Regions from separate parts of the Mus musculus genome. Here regions 2 and 3 are each linked to region 1. A link is a contact called in ENCODE POLR2A ChIA-PET data. All regions are on one chromosome and are shown on one strand. The core of a region is the stretch at or near the end of the contact, and the rest is flanking DNA. Distances in the headings are between cores, read along the strand shown. Region 1 holds the start of Rtn3 (reticulon 3). Region 2 overlaps Plaat3 (phospholipase A and acyltransferase 3). Region 3 holds the start of 2700081O15Rik (RIKEN cDNA 2700081O15 gene).

Region 1 (4,672 bases), core at 1,032-3,531:
ATGGCTCAGTGGGTAAGAGCACCTGACTGCTCTCCCAAAGGTCCAGAGTTCAAATCCCAGCAACCACATGGTGGCTCACAACCATCCATAACAAGATCTGACTCCCTCTTCTGGTGTGTCTGAAGACAGCTACAGTGTACTTACATAAAATAATAAATAAATCTTTAAAAAAAAAAAAAAATGTTGATTCGTGATGGGTGTGGTGGCATGCACCTGTAGTTCCCATGGAGGTTGAGGCAGAATCATCTTGCATTCAGGGCTAGCCTGGGCTACTTTGTATTAAAATTTTTTTTCACTATTTGATGACAACCATAGCTAAAAATTTAATTCTCTGAGTGCTAGCTAGACTGATTCCTCAATACTTAACATTTGATCTTCAGCACAAAAGGCCAACTTCTGAAACCTAGACTTTTATCAGAAATTTGGAAATTAGGACTAGGCCAACCAAACAGTAAGCAGTGATTAAAGGCAAGTCACTAAGTTATAGAAAAGCCACCGTTTATCTGGAAAATAGCCCAAAATGCAAAAATTTGAAAGAGAAATGCTGGTGGTTTAAACAGAACCAGGGTTCAAAATATGCTGCCTCATTCCCTTTATCTCCAGAAAACTTCCTCCCATACCATTTATCCAAATGGCCATTCCCATGGAGAATTCTGCAGGGCACCAAAGCTCTCAGACAGGTGGAAGGCCAGTATTAGGAAACATGAGAGAATATATTTAATGCTAAGATCAGGAATATTGTGTCATAATTCAAGACTGCGCTGGAGTCAACAAAGCATTTTCTAAACCTCTTAAAATCCTTCCTTTGACAAACCGAATTTTTCGCCAAAGACTCAGTTCTCTTAAGAACCACCACCTGCCAGTGGTGCATATTTTTCCTCAAGAAGGCATCTGCACTGCAGATCTCTCTGATCTGAGTCGAGCTTGCCAGTCAGCTCCCACCAGCAGGCAGACTTGTATACAAAAGAAACTAAAGGAGGCCGCCAGCGTCCCTCCTAGTCTTTTCACACACAAGAGAGAAGGGGGTTCAAGCAGCCCAGGCTTTGTCTGAATTCTTTCCCCTGCAGCAATCGTTCCCTTTTGTTATGCTGCTATTGAGAATAGGCCATCGAAAACAAGAAATCAAAACATGGTGATGGCTTGGCAAGACTGTATTTATTATCTTCTAGAATATAGCAACTGACTGCGTGTCCCCACCCCCACGATGCACCACCGGTGAAGAGCCGGCTGTGTTGCAGATGCAGCCAAGGATCCATCTTGGACTATCAGCAGCTCCCTCCCAAATCTTCCCATGCTATTCTCATCACGCCTCATCTACCTCAGAGTCTCAGAAAAAAAAAAAAAAAAAAAAAAAAATCTGGCATTCAGTTTAGCCAAAAACAGTAACAGAACTTCCTGATCCTTCTGGCGAACAAAAAAAAAAAAAAATTTTTTTTTGGAAGGCTATATCATCCATTTAAGATTGTGTCAACCGGTCTGCAAACCTGCAACGCCACCTTTTCCACCACTACCCCTCTCAAAATCCTAGCGACTTCATTTCTCCTACGTCCCACCTGTCACAATCCCCTGAGGCTCGCTAATCCTGCTCTAAGTCACCCCCACCCCCCGACCCACCCTAGGGCTCTCGGGCCTCCAGCACTCGATCCATTGGGTGCACATAGCCTTTCTCCGTTTTCACCCCACTGCGGTGCCCTCCCTTGCAGGGGGTCAGCGTCAACGCCCACTCTAGTTCACCACCCCGCCCCCAACCTGTTTTCTTCACACCCCGTTATTTCCTCACCTCGGTCCTTCGCTCCCCTCCCCCTTAGCCTGTTCCTCAAATGCCCGCCAAGAGACTAAAGCCGCCCACGGCCCAGACAGGTCGCTCGCCCCTTCCCGGAGACCCAGTAGCTCGCGCTCCCCAGGGACCAAGCCCCACGCGCGCCTCACCCGCACACGAGGAGCCGCAGCTCTTCGCCCCCAGGGCGGGGCAGGCTCCAGGGCTCCCGCCGCCGCCGCCGAGAGCTGACGGCTCGGCCCCGGAGGACGACGAGGAGACTGACGGGGACTGAGTGGCCGCTGACGACTCCGCCATGGCTGTACGAGCAAGGGCGGGAGAAGGGTGAAGAGAGACGTAGGGCGGGAGAGTGGGAGGGGACACAGAATAATCCAGCAGCTGGCTCTCCGAAGTTCCCGGCGACGCCTGTTCGGAAGACTGACTCCGACAGACTGACTGACTCAGCCGAGCTCCGCAGGGAGAGAAGGAGTGCGAGCGCGCATGCGCACAAAGAGCCTGGACGCGCGGGCGGCGGCCTCGGAGGCGCGCAGCGACGCAATGCGCAGGCGCAAGAACTGTCCCTCTGCGCTCCCGCAGGAAAGGACGCAGTGACTGGGCCCGCGGGTGGGGCAGGCCTCTCGGGGGTGAGGGGTAGGGGGTGGGGGAATGGGGGAAAGCCTGACGTAAGGGGCGTGGCTAAACTCTAGAACCGGCCCGCCACTGCAGCCCCTGCTACAGATTAACCGTGCCCAGTCTCCCCACCTTCCACTTGTTTATGTGAATGTTTTCTAGCTGGCAGATTATGTTTCTTTATGCCTTCATAAGCTACAAATTTTTTATTATAAATCCTAATTGATGTCTTTGCCTGATACGTACCAGCCTGTGACTCCAAAGAGTACAATATTTAAAGACCCCCCCTCTGTAATGTTCTTTTTGAATTATCTGGTCGTGTCGTAATATCGCCCCACCGAGGCAGGCATGGTACAGTCCCATGTTTGATAGGTGGAGAAAGATGCTAAACAGAATGAGAAACTATTACTCATTCCAATCACATTGCAATGCAGGCACAGAATCGGCTTCATATTTTTATCTTGTTTTTCTTCCCAAAGAGGCTTCAGGTTGTCTTTTCTCTGAGCTATGTTCTGAGCTACAAAAAACATACTTTGGAAAATAAAAAAGAAGCTGCCGAGGAAAGGAAAACCAGGAGAAAACGTCTTGGTTGGGACTGGGGGAATGGAGTGGACATGAAATGAGGTATTAAAAATGAGGCACAGATACTCATAATACTGAATTTTATTCATGTCCTAAGATGAGTCCCCCAAAAAATGACATTTGAAACTGGACATCAATTTATGTCAAATTTTGTTCTTTTTAAATTTTAAGTACATAATGATGATAAAGCTGTGGGATTTGATGTTGCTAAGTAGCAATCTATGACCCAAAGTGCAATTGCAGATTCAGCAAATTCTGTAAAGATGCTAACTCACAGAGGGAGCGCTAGGCAAGCAGGCTGCTGCAGATGGGGAACAAGCTGTGGACCGCATCTGTCCTAGACAGTTTTTTAAGGTCAAATAAAGCTCAGATAGCATCTTGGTTGTTGCAGTGTTCTGAAAACGATCCAGGATATTTCCCAAAATGACTCTGGAAAATATCTTACTCTGTCACTCAACGGCAGGCATCAATTGATAGTGCAGCAAACTGTCCCCCGATGCTGTTGAGTGCCAGAGAACGATGGCAAAGGGAACTGTATGCCAGTAATCAGGAATCCAATTACTTATTTTGGTGAATGCTTAAGTATTTTTTTCTTAAAGTCTATGTTAAAGTCAGGCATGCTGGATAGTTCTATGTTACCTTGAAATCTGAAAAGAGGGAACCTTGATTAAGAAAATGACTCCAGCCAGGCAGTGGTGGCACACACCTTTAATCCCAGCACTTGGGAGGTAGAGGCAGGTGGATTTCTGAGTTCAAGACCATCCTGGTCTACAGAGTGAGTTCCAGGACAGCCAGGGCTACAACAGAGAAACCCTGTCTCTGGAAAAAAAAAAAAAAAAATGACTCCAGGGCTGGTGAGATGGCTCAGTGGTTAAGAGCACTGACTGCTCTTCCAGAGGTCCTGAGTTCAAATCCCAGCAACCACATGGTGGCTCACAACCATCTGTACTGGGATCTGATGTACTCTTCTGGTGTGTGTTTGAAGACCGTTACAGTGTACTCATATAAATAAAATAAATAAATCTTTAAAAAAAAAAGAAAAGAAAAAGAAAATGACTCCATAAGATCAGGTGGTGAGCAAGCCTAAAGGATATTTTTCTTAATCAGTGATCAATGGGAAAGGGCCCAGCCCATTGTGGGTAGGAGCATCCCTGGGCTGAAGATTCTGGGCTCTATAACAAAGCAGGCTGAACAAGCTAGAGAGCAAGCCAGTAAACAGCACTCTCCACGGCCTCTGCATCAGCTCCTGCCTCCAAGTTCCTGCCCTGTTTGAGTTCCAGTTCTGACTTCCTTCAGAAGTAAGTAGAATAAACCTTTTCCTTCCCATGTTTGTTTTTTGTTTTTTGTTTTGTTTTGTTTTGTTTTTGTCACTGTTTTGATGCAGCAACAGGAACCCTAACAAAGTTGTACCAGTGTAGTGGGGTCTTATGACAGACTGGATCATGTGCCCTAGCTCTTCCCTCTTGGAGTATGAAAGTGCTTATTTTTGATGTTACAGGAACCCACAGTTGAGAGACTTTAAAACGTTTTTAAAAAGAGATTTTAGAGTTTTACAGAGAGTTTGGATTTTAAAAGAGACTGGGTATTTTTTTTTTTTTTAAAGACTGAAAACTTAATGAGTGAATTTGTAAGGCTGTGGGACTTTTTCTTTTTTTTTTTTTTGTTTTTTTTTTTTGTTTTTTGAGACAGGGTTTCTCTGTGTAG
Region 2 (4,672 bases), core at 1,197-3,696, 100 kb after region 1:
CACTCTGAGGAAGGAAGCAGACAGGGATCTGAGACGAATGTCATTAGTTCCTGGTTCCTGGGTGACTGCAATAACGGTGGTGGCATACTTTTAATCCTAGTACTCCAGAGATAGAGGCAGAGTTCAAACTGGTCTACAGGGAGAGTTCTAGGATAGCTAGGGCTTCACAGAGAAACCTTGTCTTGAAAAAACAAACAAAACAAAACAAAAAAACCAAAGCAAACAAAAGGTAGAAAATGAGTACTCAGAAAGTCTGTCTATTTGCACAAGGCTCAAGGCCCTGTGGACTCAATGACCAGCAACCCTACAATAGTTACATTAGCTGCTTTTCTTACCACTGTGATCAAACATCCAGCAGGCTGCAGGTTAAGGAGGGAAGTTTGTTTTGGCTGATGACTGGCAGCAACCAGTCCTCACCGTGGGAGAAGGTGTGGTGGTGGGAGGTTCTTGCCGGGGTAGTGCGGGTCAGGAAGTGGAGGAAGGGAAATGCTGGTGCACAGCCTCTTTTCTTCCTCTTTTCTCAGCGAATGCAGTGGTGCTGTTCACATCCAGGGCAGTCTCCCCATGTTGATCCTCTCTGGACGGCCCTCACAGCAACACCCAGAGGTGTGCCTCATGAGTGCTTTAGGCATTTCTTCATCTGAAATCAATCATAATAACAGTTCACTAAGAAATGTTGCCTTTAAAAAGATCTTTTATGTGTGAAATGTTATCTATATATAGCACGATGCAACAATAAACAGTATTATAATTCCTGCTATGTGGCCATCTGTTAGTGGCCTCTGAGCTCCTTAATCACTAGAGGGAATTTAGTTAGGCATGTTTACAGGGATAGAAATTACAGGAACAAAGAGATTTTTGGCAAAAAAATAAGGCTCAAACATTTGGCAGGCAACAGTAAAAACAAAAACAAAAAACAAAAACCCTCACAGGCTATGTAAATAACAATAACTTTGCTCTGTGAAAGCATTCTTTTAGCAAACAGAAATCGGACCTGCAGTGTGATGTTGCTCTACTGTGATGCCCTTCCCTGCAGGCAGCTTTGAACAAGTGTTAATTTTCCCTGATAAGAGTAGAGACTTCTAAGCCGGGTGGTGGTGGCGCACGCCTTTAATCCCAGCACTTGGGAGGCAGAGGCAGGTGAATTTCTGAGTTCGAGGCCAGCCTGGTCTACAGAGTGAGTTCCAGGACCGCCAGGGCTACACAGAGAAACCCTGTCTCGAAAAACAAACAAAACAAAACAAAACAAAACAAAACAAAGAGTAGAGACTTCTAACCAGCAGGCAGAACTCAGTCTACCTAAATAAAACTTCAATTTAATTACATAGAACCTGTCACCAAGCTATCATAACATGTTCTTAAGTACATATAAAAAAGATGTATGTATGTATGTATGTATGTATGTATGTATGTATGTATGTATGTATGATCTGACTGTACCACTTTCTTAGTACCACCAGGACTAACTAGATACTATATTCATATCCTAACCATTCTCTTTGTGTACTAAGTGTGACCACAAACACTGGGGCTATTGTTGTGTGCCTCCACAAAGTATCTTTTGTCTGAACCAGCAGTATCAGCATTTGTTTGCACATTATGGCTTTCAGGAAAGAATGAGGCTCATGTTGTTCCTCCTCCATTATCTGCATTTTACCCCTCCTGATATAGAACTCAGCAAGGAAAACACTGGATAGAAAAGGTGTGTGTGTGTGTGTGTGTGTGTGTGTGTGTGTGTTCCTGTGTGTCTGAGTGTATGTAGAGGCAAAAAGTCAACTTCCAGTGTCATTCTGCAGGTACTGTCCCTATTTTTTTTTAAATGAACGAACAATCAAACAAACAAAAACATCTCTTGATGACTTGGAATTTGTCAACTAGGCTGAGCTGACTGACAGTCCCAGGAAACGGGTTTTTCTCATCTCCCTGCACTTGGGTTACAAATGCATGCCCCCATACTTGGCTTTTTAAGGGGTTCAGGAGATCGAACTCAGGTTTTTGTTTTACAAGTCAAGCACTTACTCACTGTTCCATCTCCCCAGGTAACTCCATAACACCATGGCTTGAGGCCAGCCAGCAGTCAGAGCTCTCTGGTTGGTAGTACCATTCACACTTGCATCCAAACTAGGTTAACAATGAGGGAAGGCAGGGGGTATAGAAGGTAGGCACTAGGTAAGGAGCCAATGAATAGGGTGAGGGCAAGGGGCTCATTAATGTTGTGAGATGACCCCAGTGGGCTGTTTTCAGTACCCACAGTCTGTTTCTACTTGGCATGGTCAGATTCCCTAGAAAACTCTTCCAGGCTTGAGTGGAGGGTGACATTCTGGGAACAGCAGAGGGGTCTTGGAGGCTCAATTTAGCATGCTCATAGTCACTCAGTGCCCCGTTGGCGGTTACGATACAATCTGGAATGCATGTCTAGACTTGCAGATCCCTAGAGCTTCTGTTTTACCCTGTCCAGAGATCAGTCACGCCTCTGCTGGGGCGAGGGAGGGGGTCCGTGAAACTGGAGGAAGTGCTCTCTCTCTCTTCCTTTTCACTCCCAGAGGAACCTGGGTGTGTCCATCTGACGGAGGAAGTGCTTTCTCTTCCTTTTCACTTCCAGAGGAACCTGGGTGTGTCCATCTGACCCTTTTAGGAGTTTCTTTCTTTAACACAGGCTACTTCTCAGCTTCTTTGTCCTCAGCCATAAGAGCTAGGCTCACAACAAAAAACGAAATGCCTCTAATTAAAAAGAAAGATCTCTGTGGTGCTGGGTAGTGAACTCAGTGTCTTCTCCATGGTAGGCTGTTGCTCGACCATAGCTGTCTCCCAGCCCAAACAAATGCTGTCTTTTATTTCAGTTAGGTTTTAGGAGGGAGTGGAATTTGACAAATGTTTAGCTTTTCCCTACACCCCCTCTTTTGCAATGCTTTTTGTCCTACTCGATAGCAGCTCAAGTCAGATAGTCTCACATCTGCATTACATAACTACCTTTACTAGTGGAATTTACTTAAGAATAGACAGATGGAGACCGGTAAGAATAGACAGATGGAGACTGGTGCCTAGACTTTAGGCAGAACCTGGGGAATCTTGTGGATGAGGGGGAAGAAGGATTGTGGGAGCCAATGGGGTCAAGGACACCAAAAGAAAACTCACAGAATTAACTAACCTGGGTCCATAGGGGATCACAGAGACTGAACCACAACCAGGGAGCCTGACTGTGACTGACCAAGGCCCTCTGCACATGTTACAGTTGTATAGCTTGGTCTTCATATGGGGCTCCTAACAGTGGGAGCAGGAGCTGCCTCATCTAGCCTCAATAGGAGAGGATGTGCCTAGTCTTAACTGCAACTTGATATGCTAGGCCTGGTTGATATGCAGAGAAGTGGGGAAGGGTGGGGAGAAGATCTAGGAGGAAGGGAGAGAGGGGAACGGGGGTTGGGAGGTAAAATAAATAAATAAATACATAAATAAATAAGAAAGAATAGAGAGGTTCAGTGGCTCACATTCTCCTGGAATCCCAATGCATGGTGGGTAAAGGCAGGACCAGGAGTTTAAGGCCATCTTTGGTGCTGGTTAGTTTTATATCAACTTGACACAAGTTAGAGTAGTTTTGGAATGAGAGAACCTCAACTAAGAAAATGTCCCCACCAGATTGGCCTGTGAGCAAGCCTATGGTGCATTTTCTTGCTTGATAATTGGTACGGGAAGGCCCGTTTCACTGTAGGCATTAACATTCCTGGGCTGGTGGCCCCAGGTGTTAAGAAAGCAGGAGGAGCAAGCCATGAGAAGCAAGCCTGCAAGCATAAGCAATGTTCCTCCATGGCCTCCACACAGGCTCCTGCCCTGCCTTCCCTCAGTGATGGAGCATTACCTGGAAGTGTAAGATAGAACAAACCCTTTCTTCTACAAGTTGCTTTTGGTCACGGTGTTTTATCACAGCAATAGAAACTGTAACTAAGACCAAGTTTGAGACCAGTCTGGACTACATGCAACCTTTTCTTAAAAAAATAAAAATAAAAATAAAAATAAATAAAAAGAGACCTGTGGAATAGAGGCAACTATGTCTTGACTCTGGTCTCTTGGTGAACACTGGAGTCCATACAAAGAGAGAGCTGGGTGTAGTGTCATGCCTGGCACTCAGGAGGCCAAGGCAGGGGGTCTTGAGTTCAGGGTGCTACAGAGCAAGATCCTGACTCCATAAGAGAAAAACAAGCATTCAGCAAAACAAACAAACAAACAAACAAACAAACAAACAAACAAACACAAGAAACCCCAGCCCTTTAAAGGGCTGAGCACCTCCAAGCCTGGCAGGCCGGACACTGGACACATGGCATGAGGTGAGGTCCTTGCTCTCATGGAGGTCAGATTTTTTTTTTTTTTTTGAGTTCTCAATTGCAATCCCTTCCTGACCTTACACTTGCCCACTGGCTGTCCATCTTCCCATTCTGCTGTCATCCCTCTCTTCTTTCCATAGATGCCTTACAAAGGTTTGTATGCTTTAAATAGTCCAGAGCCTCATTCAGGTTACTATTTTGAGTCTGTGTCAATTCCAGGCCAGCTGGTTCTGTCCATTCATTTCCTTGCCCAGCCCTCTCCTTCCCACTGCCCCTGCCAGTATTTGTTGGCTCTTCAGTTTGGCCACTGGAAGCGAAGGGGGCATGCGAAGTGACATGAGCAGAGTGACCCTGGT
Region 3 (4,672 bases), core at 1,078-3,577, 66 kb before region 1:
ATGTATGAGTACACTGTCGCTGTCTTCAGATACACCAAAGGAGGGTATCTGATTCCATTACAGATGGTTGTGAGCCATCATGAGGTTGCTGGGAATTGCACTCGGGACCTCCTGAAGAGCAGCAGTCAGTGCTCTTTAACCTCTGAGCCATCTCTCCAGCCCCTGCTTTTCATCTTAGCAGCCAGCTCCACGTTCATGGGTTGGCTGTGAGAACTAAAGGATGGATGGAAAATGCTTGTGGAGCTTTGAGGTGAGGACGGGCAACTTAAAAATAGAGACAGGTGGCTGTGACTGCTTTCTTTTGGTAACAAGATTACCTTTTATAAATAATATCAGAAAGGACAGATCCCAAAGTGTTTTGCAGGGCTGGTTCTTATACCTGGAAACTAAACTAGATAAAGCACGAGGCCTTAGGAAGACAGACTTCTTTCACTTAGGTCACTAGTTGCTTTGGACTATTTTATTCCCTTAGAATAGGTTCTTGGATAGAATCTAGTGCTAACACTAATCATCCTGCCTCAGTTTCCAGAGTGCTGGAGTCAGAGCTTCCTGCCACCACATCCAGCCCTTCCTTCCTTCCTTTTTTTTCCCCCTTGCCTATAAAGACCTACCTGCCTGCCAGTGCAGGGGTGAGAGGCGCGCTCCATGACCCCTAGCATCTTTTTAGGTTTTACATGGTAAGATGTAAAGGCCATTTCCTTGTCCTTTTCTTTGTGTTCCTGGGCCTAGCAACCTTCCACTTCGTGGTGCATCCGGCATTCATCCGTCCCATGAGCATGTGGCTCTGCTCAGTCCAAGAGGTGAACTGAAGGGCAGCCAACCGTGGGAGAGCAGTGCTATGGAAAGGGACTTATATTTCCCCAAGGTGAAATCTCTCCCAAGTCATTCCGGAGACTACGTGTGAGTGTGTGTATGTGTGTGTGTGTGATTTCCACCAGTGACTCTTGTCCTCTTGGCATATACACTTCGGAGAATGGTTTCCTGTGGGTCGGGTAATTTAATAGTTTCCTTACTCCCAAGGGGCTGAAACTGTTTCCTTTTTATAAACTGAGGATGTCTAAGTTACCCGCATTAGTAGCAATCTTGTTCACTGCTGCATGTCCAGAGTGTCAGCTCTTGTAGCACATAGTAGGTGTTAAGTGTGAGAATGACTCCATGAATGGTGCCTTCTTTGACTGTGGTGTGCCTCCCCGACAGGGAGGGAATAAAACCCACTTCTAGACCCTCATGGTCTCTGGCATCCTGTAATTTGGATCTCCAGGCCTCTGCTTTGTTGTGGACGACTAACCAAAGGCTAAGGGAGGACCTGTTTCTCCAGCTGGCCCTGGCAGGACCCCAGGTTGCCTCGACCCTACAACCTTTCGAGGTTCCTTCTCCAGGCTTACCGGGAGCCTGAGACCTGAAGGTGTCCCTCGGCCGAAGCCAGAATTCGCCCCAGGGTTTTCCAGCCTAGGGATGCGAATCTCCAGCTGCCCATCACCAGGATCCCAGTCCCTTCTTTGCACCTTCGTCCTGTGCAGGAGCCCGGGGCTGAGCGGAGTGCCTCACCCGGTACCTATAGGCCTGCGGGGGCAGGAGCCTGAATCACCGCCGCAGTCTCCCTCTCTTTCCGGCTTCCAGCCCAGGGCCACCTCTGTTTCGGAACGCCGGCTGGCCAGGCGCAGCGTGCTAGCTCTCTTACACTCCTCTGCGCGCCCCTCTTCCCGGCTTGCGCTTTCGCGGCCGCCGCCCTCACTCTGGCCGGCTCCAGGGAAACCTCGCCCCGCCGCCCCTCCCCGGTAGAAGCCAGAGCTGCCAGCGCTAGCCCCAGGCTCCCGCGGGAGGGGGCGCGGCAGCCCCCACGGCTCCACCCTCTCCGCGGGGCCGCGGCCATCTGGGGCCCCTGCCAGGCGCGTCTGCTTGGGGCCCGCGCCCAGCTCCTGCGGGAGGACGAGGCACCCCGGAGAGGGGAACGGTGCCGCCGCACCGGGCGGTCCCCTGCTAGCGGGCTGCGGAGAGCCGCGCTCGGAGATGCCCCGAGGGGGCGGTGGCTGAAGCGCGTCGCAGCGGACTGGACACGGGCGCCCCTGGTCACCTCGGCGACTCTTTACCAGCCGGAGCTGCAGCTGCGGACGCGGCAGGGCGGACCCACGAGGGCGCTGAGGACCGTGCTCCCCGCGTCCGTAACAAGCGCCCGTTGCGGACTTGCCACCTCCCGCTTTCCCCGCACCAGCCCCCCGCGAGCTGGCAGGAGGAAATTGCGCGCGGCCCCTTTAAATTTACCCAGGAGCCCTTAAAGGAGCCCCAGGGGCCCCAGACAGGAATCCCCACCCCGGTCCAGCCCGCGCTGCCGAGCGAGCAGTCAGCCGTCCGTGCGGCCGGCCGCCCGTGAATGCGCCCCGCGCCCGGGGGCCCCGCGCACCGAGCGCCCCGCGTGCGCCGCCGCTGGCTCCGCGGCCCCGCGCCCCGCCGCCCCGGGGCCCCCGCTCCGCAGCGCAGCGCATGGAGCCCGGCGGGGACCACCGGAGCCGGAGCGGCGGCGGCAGGGGCGGCCCCGGGCCCGCAGTGACCTCGGCACGGGGCCGACGGCTGCCGCCCACCGCAGCGAGCGGCGGCACGGAGCCCGAGGAGGACGACGGCGGTAAGATCTGGGGCCGACGACCGGGGGTGGGGGGCCCCGGCGTGGGGGAGGGGAGGGCTGCGGCTCCGGGCCCCTCTCGGCCGCCGAACAAAGCGGGGGACGAGCGCAGGGCGGCTCGGGGCGCCACCTGGTGGGCGCAGAGAGCAGCTACAAGGCCCGCGGGGCGCTCCCTGCCCGTGGCGGGGTCTGCCCGCCGGGCTGGGGCGGATCCCTGCTCCTTAAAGGGCCCCGCGTTGCTCGTTTTTTGGGGGGGGGGGCAGCGACGTGGGAGTCGAGGTGCTGGAACTTGCGGCTCCCGCCCTTTCTCTTTCACACTCCCAGGTGGTCTGTCTTTTAAAGGCTTCCCAGTCCCTCTGTCCCTTTCTGAGGCTTTCCCCAGAGTAGCATAGCTCGGGATTCCGCTGTTCTCGGTTATGCCATCCCTTTCTGCGTGGCCTTGCTGGAGACGTGAACTCTTCCCTTCACGGTTACGCTACGAGAAACAAAGCGCAGCCTGCGTCCTGGGGGCCCCCGTCTGTCATACCCCACGTCGGGAAGGTCTTAGTGAGGGATGGGTTCGCACACGAAGGTGGATGCCCCACCCGTGCGTTGTCGCGTTTCAGAATCGATTTTGGCCCCAGTTTGTCAGCTGTACCAAGACCTGCCGGCCCTAGTTGGCCCTTAAAACCAACTGCTTTTTTTTGTCTCCCTTCTGTAAGGTTCATTGCCTTTAGATCAGCGGAGGTTCCATCCGTACTAGGGAGAGTGCTCTCTACTCTTTGAGCTCCTCTCCCTATAAGCCCCCGCCCCCCACCCCCCCTTTTTATTTTTTTGAAAAAAATCTCAGCTCCTCCTTTTTCTTTCTTTCTTTCTTTTATTTTTTTCTTCTTTCTGCTCTTAAAGGGCCAGTCTGCCTTAGATTTAACAGTGGTCCTGCACTGGAAAGATGCTTAGTAGGATGCTAGCTATTCAGTCAGTGCATTTGCAGACAAAGGCGTATAGGCCCAGAGAGCGGATGTGACTGACCTACCAAAGGTCACTGGGCAAGGCACCAGTGAAGCCAGATCTTGAATCTAATGTTTTTTCTATACCTCTACCTTAAAAAAAAGTAATGGAAGACAAACAAACAAAACCTTCAAACCAAAACAGACAAAAAAACCACCCCCAAACCAACCAACCAACCAAACAAAAAACACCCAAAAAACCAAAAAACCAAACAACTCCACACGAGGACAAGAGCCCTCTCTGATCCTGTCATTTGTTTGTCTGACTCTGGGATTCTGTACTGAGAGAATGCCAGAGTCTGCTTGTTTCGTCTTTGTGGCCAGGAGACAGTTTTCTAAATAAAAAATGGTCAGCCAGCACTGCAAGGAGGGCTCTGGGTGTCTTTGACAAAGTGAAAGAACACTAATGGTTGGAGAGGCCCCAGAAGTGCACACTGTTGGGAGGGCTGGCAGCAACCACATCCCTGCTAGCACAAATGAGATAAACTAGAACGACTTAATGGGTGTGATGGGTGGTGGCTGCTCCCCAGTCTGAAGAGCAGTCGGTAGTCACTCTGCTGGCCCTCCGACCTCCTCTTTTCGGGTCATTGTGCCTCCCAGACTCTGGGGAAGTCCAGGTCCGAGAAACTCCTTTCCCTGGAGGTGTTGACAGCTGTATCTTAGGTGTCCCTCCAGTGGAAGACCTGACAGTTCCTACCTCATCCTTAAACTGCTATTTACAGGATGGCATATTGGGAAAGGGAGATAACCTTTGGTGGGTGCCCTCCTGGAGGGGCCTCAGGTGGGTGGGTGTTGTGCACAGATCTGGGTGCAGACAAATACCCCCTATTGTTCCCCTCTCCCTACTGCTTGCTGTATTCTGGCTGTAACTGCCCAGCCTGCTGAGCTTCTGGCTTTATCCCTCCTTAAACTCCGTGGCCTTCACCTTGGTTTTAAAGTCTTCAGCAAGCTAGCCCAGTGCCCACATCTCTTTGTTCTCCAGCTGGGTCCCTGCTCTCTGTGTGGGTGTTCCAACCCCCTCATCACCCACTTCCCTTTCATTGCTCTTGCCACCCCTCTCTTGCCCTAA

What was found. ChIA-PET counts read pairs that join two places held with the same protein, here RNA polymerase II (POLR2A).
Region 2: POLR2A ChIA-PET joins it to region 1 with 11 read pairs in embryonic stem cell. The contact joins the enhancer-like site here to the promoter of Rtn3 in region 1. POLR2A ChIA-PET finds 5 or more read pairs at or near these places in 3 of 5 experiments (Patski and embryonic stem cell).
Region 3: POLR2A ChIA-PET joins it to region 1 with 23 read pairs in Patski. The contact joins the promoter of 2700081O15Rik here to the promoter of Rtn3 in region 1. POLR2A ChIA-PET finds 5 or more read pairs at or near these places in 2 of 5 experiments (Patski and embryonic stem cell).

What each region holds. Positions count from the first base shown.
Region 1 is chr19:7,481,010-7,485,681 of GRCm38, forward strand. Rtn3 (reticulon 3) reads right to left here and starts at 2,282. Exons shown (of 9, transcript NM_001003934.2): 1 at 1,930-2,282. The coding sequence starts at 2,074.
Region 2 is chr19:7,580,830-7,585,501 of GRCm38, forward strand. The region is part of intron 4 of Plaat3 (phospholipase A and acyltransferase 3); the gene reads left to right. Among named protein-coding and RNA genes, the nearest start is that of Lgals12, 24 kb to the right of the region's middle. Within about 2 kb of position 2,447, at least 1 of the 3 ENCODE cell types and tissues checked has a DNase peak (open chromatin) inside an H3K27ac peak, as active enhancers do.
Region 3 is chr19:7,415,298-7,419,969 of GRCm38, forward strand. 2700081O15Rik (RIKEN cDNA 2700081O15 gene) reads left to right here and starts at 2,328. Exons shown (of 5, transcript NM_175381.6): 1 at 2,328-2,620. The coding sequence starts at 2,482.